Linked DNA regions of Homo sapiens: region 2 is linked to region 1. A link is a loop called in an ENCODE intact Hi-C map of the cell type or tissue named here. Cell type or tissue: heart left ventricle. All regions are shown on one strand. Each heading gives the region's core, and the rest is flanking DNA. Links, peaks and the distances in the headings are about the cores only. Region 1 overlaps CREB3L2 (cAMP responsive element binding protein 3 like 2). Region 2 overlaps CREB3L2 (cAMP responsive element binding protein 3 like 2).

What was found. A loop is a pair of places that touch in the nucleus more often than their neighbours do. Peaks named below come from ENCODE experiments on the same cell type or tissue, not always from the same donor. Only the 100,000 strongest peaks of a DNase experiment are listed, where the experiment ranks them.
Region 2: it touches region 1 in a loop (1.8-fold over the local background); 4 of 110 quality-filtered maps call a loop at or near these places.

What each region holds. Positions count from the first base shown.
Region 1 is chr7:137,911,360-137,918,006 of GRCh38, forward strand. It overlaps CREB3L2 (cAMP responsive element binding protein 3 like 2), which reads right to left. Exons shown (of 12, transcript NM_194071.4): 3 at 4,478-4,653; 4 at 1,632-1,719. Among named protein-coding and RNA genes, the nearest start is that of CREB3L2-AS1, 39 kb to the right of the region's middle. RefSeq lists an enhancer at 5,893-5,942. In heart left ventricle, for the core only: no CTCF peak of the experiment used is centred there; no DNase peak of the experiment used is centred there; H3K27ac peaks cover 597 bases.
Region 2 is chr7:137,963,184-137,969,830 of GRCh38, forward strand. The region is part of intron 1 of CREB3L2 (cAMP responsive element binding protein 3 like 2); the gene reads right to left. Among named protein-coding and RNA genes, the nearest start is that of CREB3L2-AS1, 13 kb to the left of the region's middle. In heart left ventricle, for the core only: a CTCF peak has its summit at 3,239 (motif pointing left); no DNase peak of the experiment used is centred there; H3K27ac peaks cover 1,107 bases.

The sequences.
Region 1 (6,647 bases), core at 986-5,985:
AAACCAAATCCTGAGTTAGTTTCTAATGGAATGAAGACAGACGATATTTTCATGAGAAGTGCTCATATGTAAACATCCTCACATTTATATACCGTAGCAAATATACCTTTTCGGTGACAACTGTATAAGCCAATTTCTTATTTGTTGACCACAGTAGTGAACTGTACTTTGAAATTTGTACTGAAAGTATGAATGGGACCGGGTGAGGTGGCACATGCCTTTAATCCTAACACTTTGGGAGGCCAAGATGGGAGGATCACTTGAGCTCAGGAGTTTCAGACCAGCCTGGGCAACATGGTGAAACCCTATCTCTACAAAAAATACAAAATTTAGCTGGGCGTGGTGGTGCATGTCTGCAGTCCCCGCTACTTGGGAGGCTGAGGTGGGAGAATCGCTTGAACCCATGAGGTTGAGGTTGCCATGAGCCATGATGGCACTACTACACTCCAGCCTGAGCAACAGAGTAAGACCCTGTTTCACACACAAAAAATAAATAAATAAAAAGTATGAATGAAAAGGGAAGTGATGGCATGAGTGAAGGCACAGAAGTGAGAAGAGCAGGATGTATGCCGGAGAATCTGCATACGCAAGGCAGAGAGAGCTTCATTAGACCTCATGAGGCTCAGGGGTCTGCATCCAGGATTCCTAACTATGGGCTTCATAGGAGAACAAAGAGGGAGAAACTCAGAAAGAAACTGACATAGAGAAAGATAAATATAGAAATATAACAACCTTGGCCAGGCGTGGTGGCTTATGCCTGTAATCCCAGGACTTCAGGAGGCCGAAGCAGGCGGATTGCCTAAGGCTGAGAGTTCAAGACCAGCCTGACCAATGTGGCAAAACCTCGTCTCTACTAAAAATACCAAAATTAGCTGGGTGTGGTGGTGCACGCCTGTAATTGCAGCTTCTCAGGAGGCTGAGGCACAAGAATCGCTTGAACCTGGGAGGCAGAGGTTGCAGTGAGCCGAGATGGTGCCATTGCACTCCAGCCTGGTAACAGAGTGAGACTCTGTCTCAAAAAAAAAAAAAAAAAAGTATGATCACCTCAAGGATGTGTTAATTCTAAATGGATGGATGTCAAGAAGCCCAAAAAGATGCACAATTGTGAACCATGAACATGACCAAATAGAGAGGGGGCTCCTTGCAATAGTTGTCATTCAAAGTCAATGTTTACAAACAATGAATTGGCCACATAATTAATTGTGAATTTACTTCACAAAGAGTTGAAACTAGAGTTGTTTGAAATAAGCAAGGTGCTTTTGTAGATGGTTGTTGATTTGTGGGGCTACGTAGGGTTCACGCCTGGATGAATAAGGGCTGCAGTTCTCTTGTTCGATAGTGTTTGTAGTAGCAGTCCATAAAAGTTTTGAAAAATATCACCCTGGTTAGAAGTAAAAGTATGGTAACACTTAGCTGAAATTTAATCACGTGCATATATGGGAAAATAATAGTTAGCTTGCAAAATTTTTATTTGGAAGCAAAATTTTTATTTTTTAAGAACAGAGCTATTTCATAAAGCCAGCTACAACATCTGTGGTACAAACTCATCCCAGCTCTCTCGCCATATTCCCTCTCTGTAGACCCAGAGACCATATCCATAACCCAAAGGGACACAGGGAGGGCAGACAGACCTTCTTTAGGAGAGAAGTTTAGAAACTGATCCACTTCATGAGGCTCCAGCTTAATTTTAGGAATAATGGTCTGGCACGAGGAATCAACCTGGAGGAAGAATTTCAAACACAATTTTTAAAAACCAATCACAGCCTTGAAGACACATGCAGGAGAGCTATTTGTCACCTGTGTCTTCCTCTCGGGACAGCCCTGCCTATCCTGGAGAATAGCTGAGTGTAGGCAACTTCCCTGACAGGGAGTCATTTTAGTTCTTAACCTTTTTCTCATTGCCAAACTTGGCATTACAGCTGACAGGACCTTCAGAACTTCCTTGAGACCACCCTGGGTAACATAGTGAGACAACGTCTCCCCAAAAAAATACAAAAATTAGCCAGTTGTGATGGCGTGCACCTGCAGTCCCAGCTACTTGGGAGGCTGAGGCAGGAGAATCACTTGAACCCAGGAATTTGAGGCTGCAGCGAGCTGTGATCATACCATTGCACTCCAGCCTAGGTAACAGAGTGAGACCCTATCTCAAAAAAAAAAAAAAAGAAAAAAGAAAAAAAAAGAAAAAGAAAAACACTCAGAACTCTAAAGTTGAAAGCCAAATGCTCAAGCCCAAAACTATATCAATATTCTTTTCTATGTTTTTATAGTACTATAAAGGCATTTTATTACAAAATATTCTGGTACTTTTTTTTTTGTGGCATCATTCTGCTAACTTTATTCTTTATACATAGTTTGGGTAAAGTAAGAACCAAACACTGCTTCCACTCCCCCTATCCTCACTCCACTTTGGGGGCTTTAAAAAGCAACTTATAGTTGATACTGGTGAGGATTCCCAAGACTACAGAATTTAGTTGTAGAGCGTAACTGTGCATTTGATCACTGAAAGAAAATAAGAGACCTTCTAAGAGGTGGTGACCTTAGCAGAATAAGGAGGGGCCAGGGGGTCTCTTATCCCAGTTCAGCCTCACACCAGCCTGGGAGTTTTCCCTGCCTGCAACGTAAAGCAGCCTGTAAATTACATATAGCCACAATGCACTTAAATCGAGTCAATCACCATGGAAAATGGGAACTAAATTTTAAAGAGTCAAAGGCCTCCACCAGCTTGCCCTGGGGTAGGGACTGTGCACCAAGCCACATCCTTTCTCTTATATATAACTTTATTAATATTAATAATTAATAATGTTATAATACAATTAATATAATTATTAATAATTAATATTAATGATGTTATTATTAAGGCTTCCTAATGACTGATGGTATCTAATCACGAAAATCCTGGTAGGGAAAGGAGAAAAGTTATCTGGCCCATACACAGGAGCAAGGCCATGCCTCTGAGCTTTGCTAGTTACATACTTTACAATAATTCAACTAGGCCGGGCATGTGGCTCACGCCTGTAATCCCAACACTTTGGGACGCTGAGGTGGGCGGGTCACTTGAGGTCAGGAGTTCGAGACCAGCGTGGCCAACATGGTAAAACCCCATCTCTACTAAAAATACAAAAATTAGCCAGGCGTGGTGGCTGGTGCCTGTAATCCCAGCTACCTGGGAGGCTGAGGCACAAGAATCACTGAACCCGGGAGGCGGAGGTTGCAGTGGGCTGACATCATGCCACTGCACTCCAGCTTGGGTGACAGAATGAGACTTCTGTTTCAAAAAAAAAAGTAATAAATAAAGTAACTAAAATTCTGTGGAGCAAGGAGACTAATATAGACCAGAGAGCCCAGCCTAATAAAGAGACTCAGGTAGCTACTGAGAAAGGAATCCTAGCACACTTGCAGAGGCCTCTGTCTACAACCCTTCATCATCTACACAGATGGACTGACAAGGGAGTAAGCAGTGACACTTTAATGAGTCTACTGATTCTGTGTTACCATATTCTGAACAGGTAGACACTACATCTTTTTTTCTTTCTTTCTTTTTTTTTATTTCTTGAGACAGAGTCTTGCTCTGTTGCCCAAGCTGGAGTGCAGTGCCTCGATCTCGGCTCACTGCAGCTTCCGCCTCCCAAAGTGCTGGGATTATAGGCATGAGCCACCGTGCCCGGCTGCAGATAGACATTCTATCTTGCTCACAAGAAATCTGACTTAAGGAATGTTAATGAAGTTGTTGTTTATAACCTGAAGCTTTGAACTTAAGGGAAGCTAAGACAGGCTTCCAACACTTGCAAGAAGATGTACAAATACAATGCTGGTCCATGGCCAGACACTGGAAATATCCAGAAAGAAGGTAGAGTAGAATTAAATTCTACTTGCGGTAGGCATGGAATCTAGTAAGGAAAAAATCCTGATTTCTTATGCTTTCCACGGGTAACACAATAATAGGTGTTATTATTACTATTACTATTATTATAATGTTATTAATATTGTTAATATTATTCATATTATTATATGAATCAATACGTGGGACATTCCTGACTTGAGTAAGGACAACTCAGCATCTCACTAGGAAAGTAAAATATTACACAGGAGCTCACATTCCCAGTAGCCATGCACTGTAAGCCATGGATTACATCACCACTTCAATCACTCCCTTTCCACTGCTTAAAAATCAGTGCCATAGAGAAATTTTTTTTACCATAGATATTTTCTGTGTTTTTTATTTTGTAACAGTAATCAAAAAGAGAATGAAATCAGCTTAGCTACTAATTTTTTCCGAACAATGGCTTTAAAGGAAGTTGGCACCAAATCAACATACCCTTATTAAATGTATACATATGTATATACACACATATGAAGTTGCATGTCCTTAAATGTACACAGCCACTAACTCCAAAAAGATTAAACACCTTATTGGAGAATGAGGATCTATCTGTATCTTTTAATCCAACCTGTTTAAACAGACGAAAATTGAGCATACCCCAGTGTTCATTTCCAGAGGAGGTTCCTCCTTTTCCAACGGGGTGGAGATGGCTGTGATGGTCAGAGTGACAGACGGAACGAGTCCTGGGGGTGGTTCGTCTGTAACTGGCTCTGTCTTGATGGATGTTGAAGGGAAGTCTGTAGACAGGTACCATTTCTCACTTTCCACCTCATCTGCAGGAAAAAAGACAAGCACACATGTGAACTTGTTCAGGGCATCAGGCATAAGCAAAACAAGCGACCACTAGTCTTTCTCCCCAAAAAAGCTCAGTGAAGGATGATTGAAAGTAGAATAAAAGAAAATGAAATATGTGAGGGAAAAGATTGATAGATATGAACAGCAAAGAAAGAATCTATACTTGTATTCGCTTGCATGTGAGTATGCCTAAAGAAACTCTGGAAGGAATCCATAGAAAAGAAAGAAACTTGGCTTCCTGAGAAAGGCAGGAAGAAACCTGGGTTGATGGGGAATAGAATAGGAGGGAGGATTTTGAATATGTAATGAGCTACTCTTTTTGGTTGTCAAATCATGTAAATGTATTATCTATTCAAAAATAGATAAATAAGCACATTTAAAAACATGAAAGAAAGAAGCAGCCGGGCACAGTGGCTCACGCAAGTAATCCCAGCACTTTGGGATGCCAAGGCAAGAGAATTGCTTGAGCCCATGAGTTCAACACCAACCTGGGCTACAATGCAAGACTCTGTCTCTACAAAAAAAAATTTTTAACTAGCTAGGTGCAGTGGTGAGCATCTGTGGTCCCAGCTACTTGGGAGGCTGAGGCAGGAGGATTGCTTAAACCAGGAAGTCGAGGCTTCAGTGAGCTGTGATCACATCATTGTACTCCAGAGCCTGGGCAACAGAGTGAGACCCTGTCAAGAAAGAAAGAGAGAGAAAGGGAAGGGAGGGGGAGGGGGAGCGAGAGAAAGCAAGAGTGAGAGTGAGAGTGAGAGCGAGAGCGAGAGCGAGTGACAGCGAGAGCGACAGAGAGAGAGAGAGAAGCAAGCAAATGGTTGGTAACCAACGGGAGAAGATGAGAGAACATGGTGAGTAGGTCTCTCTCTCCTTCTCTCCAAAGGAAAGTTATTTGGTTTTTTGATATTTTTTCTTCTCACTCCATTTTTTTGTTTGTTTTTGTCCTCTTCTGTTTTCACTGTGATCCCACCTAGCCTTAAACCTAACTTAGACTTTCAGAGACTCTGCTTAGCCCTTTGGGAGACTTTGGTTTGTAATAACCATCTGCCCTTTGCTGAAATGGACAAAATACTCTTCCTGAGAAAACAGCTGCATCTTGGTGAGTCTGGGTCTTGTCTTTCCTGATTATCACCAGGCCTGGAGATAGCTAACAACCGAGAGACAAGACGGAACAGACAGAGTGCCTCTGCCACTTAATGCACATTCTTCTCAGAGTCTAAAAGAATAAGAATTTGTATTTCTTAACAAGTTACTTTGGAGCTAGCGCTCAGCACTGCCTGGAAAAGCCGGGAGGAGGGAAGGAAAGGAAACGACCAGAGGGTTGGAAACAGCCACAGAACAAGACAAAGCAAGCCAAAGGCAACGTTCCTTAGCTGATACCAGTTTTACTAAAATGAGGCTAAAATAAAGCAAAGACACGCTCCTTTGCTTTCTCAAAATGCTTACACACATACACCACATTTCACATACTTAGTGACCCATGACTGTCAGGAGAGCAAAGTCGTTCACATTATAAATTTATTTTACATTCAAGAATGTGACTCCAGTTTTCTTATGAAAAGGTACAATCATTTAGAACCGCTAAGAAGAAGGGAAGGGTAGACACAGAAACTAAGAACTAAAATCTACGATTATTAAAATTATGTTTCATAAGTGACTTCTTTAAAGCACAAAAATGTTAGGTTCATATTTGAGGAATGATTTCCCCCTTAAATCCAGTTTATAATTGATGAATTATCCCAGCCTCAATTTATTTCCCAAGGTGAAATAAAGACAGGATGGGCAGGTGGTGGAAGATGTTTTGCTTTTAGAGTGGGGCTGCTGAGTGCTATGGTGTGACGGGGATTTCCATCCTTCATGGGGTGTGCGCCACATCCTGGTGGAAGGGGAGGGCGGGGGAACAAAGGGCTCTCTGATGGCGGCCAGAGGAGGGAGACCACTCTGTACTGGACTCAGACCGTGCCCCAGCTCA
Region 2 (6,647 bases), core at 780-5,779, 52 kb after region 1:
CTGAGCAAACAGAGCTCATTTAAAGATCCCCCTCTCCGGAGGCTCTAAGCCAGAATTTACCTGCTCTTCAGGACCTCTTAGCAAGTCCCTGTTCCCACTTAGTCAGCACTGCTTTCTTCCTATTCACAAAGGATCTCTTTAATAACCAGCTCCACCAGTTTTCCAGGTATTAATGTCAAGCTTTTCCCTTTTCAAAAACCAGTACGGTATTCACTTCTTTCTAGTTTTCAGGCACCTCGTACTTGACTTTGTTAGTCCTTAAACTGATTTCTAATTCACGCCATTTTGTATTTATCCTAAGGTAAACATCAATCTTTCTAGCTTCTGGATACATTATTTTAAATTCTGAGCAAAATGTCTCTAGTCACTCTCTGGTATCATGATCCACCCCTCCCATCTTTGTTTTTATTGTTCATTTTTACTGGATTAAATTTAAATGTTTTTCTAACTTCCTCCTTCACGAACTGTATTTATATTAGAGTCTCTGGCCATGGAGCTTACCTAATTTTCCCCCAGGATCTTTTGAAATCTTGAAATCCTCTTCCCTAAATTGCCGAAGCAGGGATAATTATGTCCAGGGATAATTATGTCAAGCCAAACTTGATTTGTTTTTATAAGTTTAAAAATAGTTATTGCCTTTTTTATTTTGGTGTTTTTTTTTAAACAACTTATTTTGTTCAATGTTAGGATAGTATTTGACATATCTGTTGAAGAAAGAAAGAAAAAATAGAAATGAACAAATGATGACAACACCAAAGTAAGAATGTATCACAATCTGTTTTCAGCTGAAATAAATTCCTAGAAGATCCTTTATCCCTTTTAAGATGGCCATGTTAAAGAAACACTTGCGGCCAGGCGCGGTGGCTCACGCCTGTAATCCCAGCACTTTGGGAGGTCGTGGCGGGCGGATCACCTGAGGTCAGGAGTTCGTAGACCAGCCTGGCCAACATGGTGAAACCCTGTCTCTACTAAAAATACAAAAATTAGCCAGGCGTGGTGGCAGGCACCTGCAATCCCAGCTACTTGGGAGGCTGAGGCAGGAGAATCACTTGAACCCAGGAGATGGAGGTTGCAATGAGCCAAGATCATGTCATCGCACTCCAGCCTAGGGGACACGAGCGAGACTTCCTCTCAAAACAAACAAAACAAAGCAAAACAAACAAACAAACAAACAAACCCTTGCTTAACCCACTAGCATGTCTCTGGCTCCCAAAACACTTGTCACTACCAAATCAATCATGTGTTTCGACAGGGGAATGTTTTCCTCCGTGTTTAGCCTTTTGAGCACTCAGCATCTAGACTAAAGCACCCAAGGCTATTGACCCATCAAATACAAAAATGTTAAGCCATCTAGAAAAACCAGATCATTCAGTTAAAGGCTTTCTTTGTGCCTCCTGCACTCCCACAAAGATGGGGAGGGAACAAGCATGATATGCAAGGTAATCAATATTGAACAATCCAATATTGAAAACAAACGGACTGCTTTCAAATTCTTTAAATTCTACCATTCTTTTCAAATTATAGAGAGTCATAATCCAGTAGTGATATGGTTTGGCTTTGTTCCCACCCAAATCTCACCTTGAATTGAGCTCCCATAATTCCCACATGTTGTGGGAGGGACCTGGAAGGAGATAATTGAATGATGGAGGCGGTTTCACCCATACTGTTCTCATGGTAGTGAATACATCTCATGAGATCTGATGGTTTTATAAGGGGAAACCTCTTTTGCTTGGCTCTCAATTATCTCGTCTGCCACCACGTAAGACGTGCCTTTTGCCTTCCGCCAACCACGTGGAATTGTGAGTCCATGAAACCTCTTTTTCTTTATAAATTACCCAGACTCAGGTATGTCTTTATCAGCAGCGTAAGAACAGACTAATACAAGTAGTGACCAAACTCTAGTTCTACTACAGAGATTGTCCAACCGGGGAAACAAAATAGATAAAGAAACTGCCCATAAGGTAACATTCTAAATTCAACTATCTCTAAAGCCAGAGTTAGATCAAGGGACAGGATAGTGCTCAAACTGTTGCCAACTCCAGTAATTACTGCTTCCTCAGATTACTTACGATTTTTCTATAAACAGAAATTTAGTCTGTCTCCTTCTGTCTTTCCAACACGCAGTATCAACACACATGCGCACAAATATATTTACACTCGTTGAGGAAAACATGGCCAAAAAGACAGAAACGTGAACTTTTGCTAGTTTAAGCATTCCATTTTTTCCCTTAGGATAATTAAATCGAATCAATGACAAAAGCCCCTTGATTGTGAGGCTTTGCAATCTACATCTGAAATATCAGAATATTGTTAATATTAAAATGTTAATAGAACACACAGGTGAGTAGACCAATGCTATTGGTTCTTCTGGAATACTTCCTTAAGTTATTTTACAAAGAACCCTGGTCTCAGGAAGCACTGATTAAAGTTTCAAGGAAGTGACACAGCCCATGTTATAAGCAAGGACATAGAAAGCCCTAGGTTCTCCAGCCAAACACTGCAACTATCTGCAAAGCTCTCTCTTCTACGGTAAAGAGAGTTGACCAGGGTAACGTCCACTCAAAATCCCACTCCACTTAAAACTATGGGATTCTATGCCTGAGGAGGAGCAAAACAAAGTGCTATTATTTATGTCAAAATGGGCAACTGGGAGAAACACCTACTGAATCTAGCCTCCTCCTCTAGGGCAGGAATGCTTAAACCTGAGGGTGTATCACAATCACCTGGAGAGTTTATTAAAACACAATGGGTGCATCTCACCCTAGAGTTTCTAATTCAGTAGGTCTGCAGTGGGGCCCAAGAATATGTCTTTCTACCAAGTTCTCGTATGCTTTGCTGGTCCATAAAGCACACTCTGAGAACCACTGGTCTTCCAAAGAAGGAATCTGATGTTCACTGATGGCATCAAGGACTTAGGTGAACAGAAGTTGGGAGGGGCATCAAGACAGAGGAGCCAAAGAAGATACAGATCAGAGACAGGAAGTGCAAACATGTGAAAAGTTATGAAATTCCTCCAGAGAGTGGAAAAATAAGGGCTAGTTGCATCTTCTTAAATTATATCCCACTATGTCTTACTGCATAATTTGTAAAATAGATTATATGTTACTTGCTTACATACTTTAAAAAATTATGTCCAATAAGTTTGGATGGTAATGTGATGCACTTTCAGAAAGCAGGTTAAAAAAAGCAAATTCAGTCAACAAAGAAAACTGTTAATACATTGGTGCTCCCTCCAGTGGCTCAGGGAGAAGGAGGAGCACTATCCTTGATATGGAATTGGAATATTTAAGAAGTGTATGTTGATCCTAGCCACGACTCAGATAGAAGGAAAGCTCAGAATAAGTTAATCTTTTGGATAAAAGAAGAAGATTACCTCACTTTTGACTACAGACAGCTCAATTTGGAGATTTTACAAAGAACAGGAAATAACATATTTTGCCTCATGTTCATGCCTCTCAAATAAAAATAATAAGGAAATTTTAAAAAGAAAAATCGTAGGTAGAAAGGAAGGACCTATGCCATATGAGAGTTCATCAAAGCTCCCCTGCAGTGGCTTACTGACAAGCTGCTAGAACTGTGCTTCTGAATCCTTGTCTCTGCCTCCATATAATACGCAGGAGCCGCATACTCCTCAAGGTAACACTCTCATTACACATGGATTCTCAAGTGTCTGGGAATGAGGGCATGGAAGGAGGGTGTTATGAACTGAAAGTGTGTCCCCCTAAAATTCATATATTGAATCCCTAACCCCCAATGTGATAGTATTTGGAGATGGGGCCTCTGGGAGGTTTACATGACGTCATGAGGTGGGGTTCCCATGATGGGATTAGTGCCCTTATAAGAACAGCCCAGAAAGCTTGCTCTCTCTCCCCTTCTTCTCTCTCTCTCAGTCTTCTCTCTTTCTCCCTTCCTCTCCTTCCCACTCCTCTTTGCCCTGTGAGGACACAGAAAGAAGGCAGCTGTCTGCAAGTCAGGAAGCGGGCGCTCACCAGAGCTCAACTATGCTGGCACACTGATCTCAGACTTTCAGTCTCCAGAGCTGTAAGAAATAAACGTCTGCTGTTTAAGCCACCCAGTCTATGGTACTTTGTTAAGGTGGCCTGAGCAGACCAAGGCAAAAGGTGAGTGAATCTCCATCAGCCTAGCAGTTTGGACTCTGAGCTCATTATCGGGACATCATTATCTACCTAGAGACAATTTACCTAACTTTGGGCCAAGGACTCAGGAAGAAAAGAGCCTCTGGAATGTTATCATGGTCACCACACTACTAGCGGATGTAAAAGGAGAACAAACACTAGGCTTAGCTTGAGTCCCAGCCCTCCTCCCACAGTCACTCCCCCAACCCTAGCTTCTCCCTAATGCTAACCCAAAACAAGAGATACTCCGGATGACTCAGCCGCAAGTGCCCTTGCTATTGATTTGAACCTGATCAGACAGTTTGGTTCTGGCTCTTCGATTCTCTCCCAGACACCAAGCCCCATGTCTCTGAACTGGAGTGTTCCTGTGGCCCCTGCTCCCGATCGCTGGAAACTGACTCACAAGTTTCCCTCCCAGGAACAGGAAGCCTGCCCTGCACTGCATTCCTAAGATCCTTCTAACCACTGGCAGCTCAGCCTCATGTTGGCCACCTGCATGAACTTCCAACCATCACCTCCCCTCACTGTGATGCCCCATCCACTTCCTGGGACACCATGTAAATACCTAACAGCCACTGTTGACTGAGCACCACCGTGTGCCAGGATCTCTGCTTTAATACGCATTATCCCTAATCCTCAACACAATGCTGCAAGGTAGGTTATACTCTTCCCATTTGTGGTTGAAGCACACAAGACTTAGGGAGTTAAATAACCTTCCCAAGATCACACAGCCAGTCAGTAAAAGCTTGCTATTTTCACCTTTCTTTCTGACTTTAAAGTCTATTTTCTTTCCAATACAACACAGCGTCGTTTCTACCCCATTTTGGCACACCCCATCCCTTCCTTGTCCTCCACAGCTGATGTTGCCCTGGACTGGAGCTAGCTACTCTTTTTTTTTTTTTTAATTATACTTTAAGTCCTAGGGTACATGTGCACAACGTGCAGGTTTGTTACATAGGTATACATGTGCCATGTGGGTTTGCTGCACCCATTAAGTTGTCATTTACATTAGGTATTTCTCCCAACGCTATCCATCCCCCAGCCCCAGACTCCCCAACAGGCCCCAGTATGTGATGTTCCCCTCCCTTTGTCCATGTGTTCTCAACGTTCAACTCCCACTTACGAGTGAGAACATGCAGCGTGTGGTTTTCTGTCCTTGTGATATTTTACTGAGAATGATGGTTTCTAGCTTCATGCATGTCCCTGCAAAGGACATGAACCCATCCTTCTTTAAGGCTGCATAGTATTCCATGGTGTATATGTGCCACATTTTCTTAATCCAGTCTATCATTGATGGACATTTGGGTTGGTTCCAAGTCTTTGCTACTGTGAATAGTGGAGCTGGCCACTCTTGTATCCTCTCAGCCTCACACTGTTTCAAGCCAGCTGAACCTCCTCCAATGGGGGGTACAGCTGGATCAGTCCCCAGTATACCATCAGCTCAGGCCCGCCACCAACTCTCTATCCCAACTCATAAATGAATCCAATTTGGTGGCTCCCACCTTCAACCCCATTGATTTACAACTTCCAATTACAGCACATAAGAACAAGTCTTGTGTGTGTCCTAGGGGGTTGGAGAAAAGAAGGAAGAAAGTGAGAAGGGGCAAAAAGAAAATGAGGAAGAAAGAAACGAAGGAGAAGAATAGGGTCAAGGAAAAAAGTGGATCAGAGGAGAGAGAAGGAACGAAGAAGACGTGGCGCCCCATAAAACAGCATGTGTCAAGTGAGGACACTGTGGGGCTGCTTAGTCAGGAAGGGCAGAGAGCTCAAATCTGGAACTCCAGCAAGATCCCTGGTCTCCTAGTTAAGCCAAAGAAAACTGTTCCCAGTCTGAGAAGAGAATGTGCATGATGATATCAAGATTACAAATCATAAAAGCTAAGTTTCCTTTTTGATAAATTGGATCAGAAAAAGAGGTGGCTATAAAGGACATTTTGGGGACAACTAGGGCAATTTGAACATGAATGCCTTAGATAATAGCAGTGTATTAATGTAAAATTTTTTTGAGCATTATGATCTTCTTTTTTTTTTTTTTTTTTTTTTTTGAGACAGAGTCTCATGCCGTCGCCCAGGCTGGAGTGCAATGGCACGAACTCGGCTCACTGCAAGCTTCGCCTCCCGGGTTCATGCCATTCTCCTGCCTCAGCCTCCCAAGTAGCTGGGACTACAGGCGCCCGCCATCACACCCGGCTAATTTTTTTTTTGTATTTTTTAGTAGAGACGGGATTTCACCATGTTAACCGGGATGGTCTCAATCTCCTGACCTCATGATCCACCTGCCTCAGCCTCCCAAAGTGCTGGGATTACAGGCGTGAGCCACCGCGTCCGGCCTATGATTTTCATTGAGGTTGTTTAGCAGAATTTTTTTTTTTCAAAGATACCAGCTAAAGTATTTAGAGATGAAATGTCATAATGTCTCAACTAACTTTCAAGGGTCATCAAACACACACACACACACACACACACACACACACAACATACACATACGCAGAAAGACAGAAAAATAAGTTA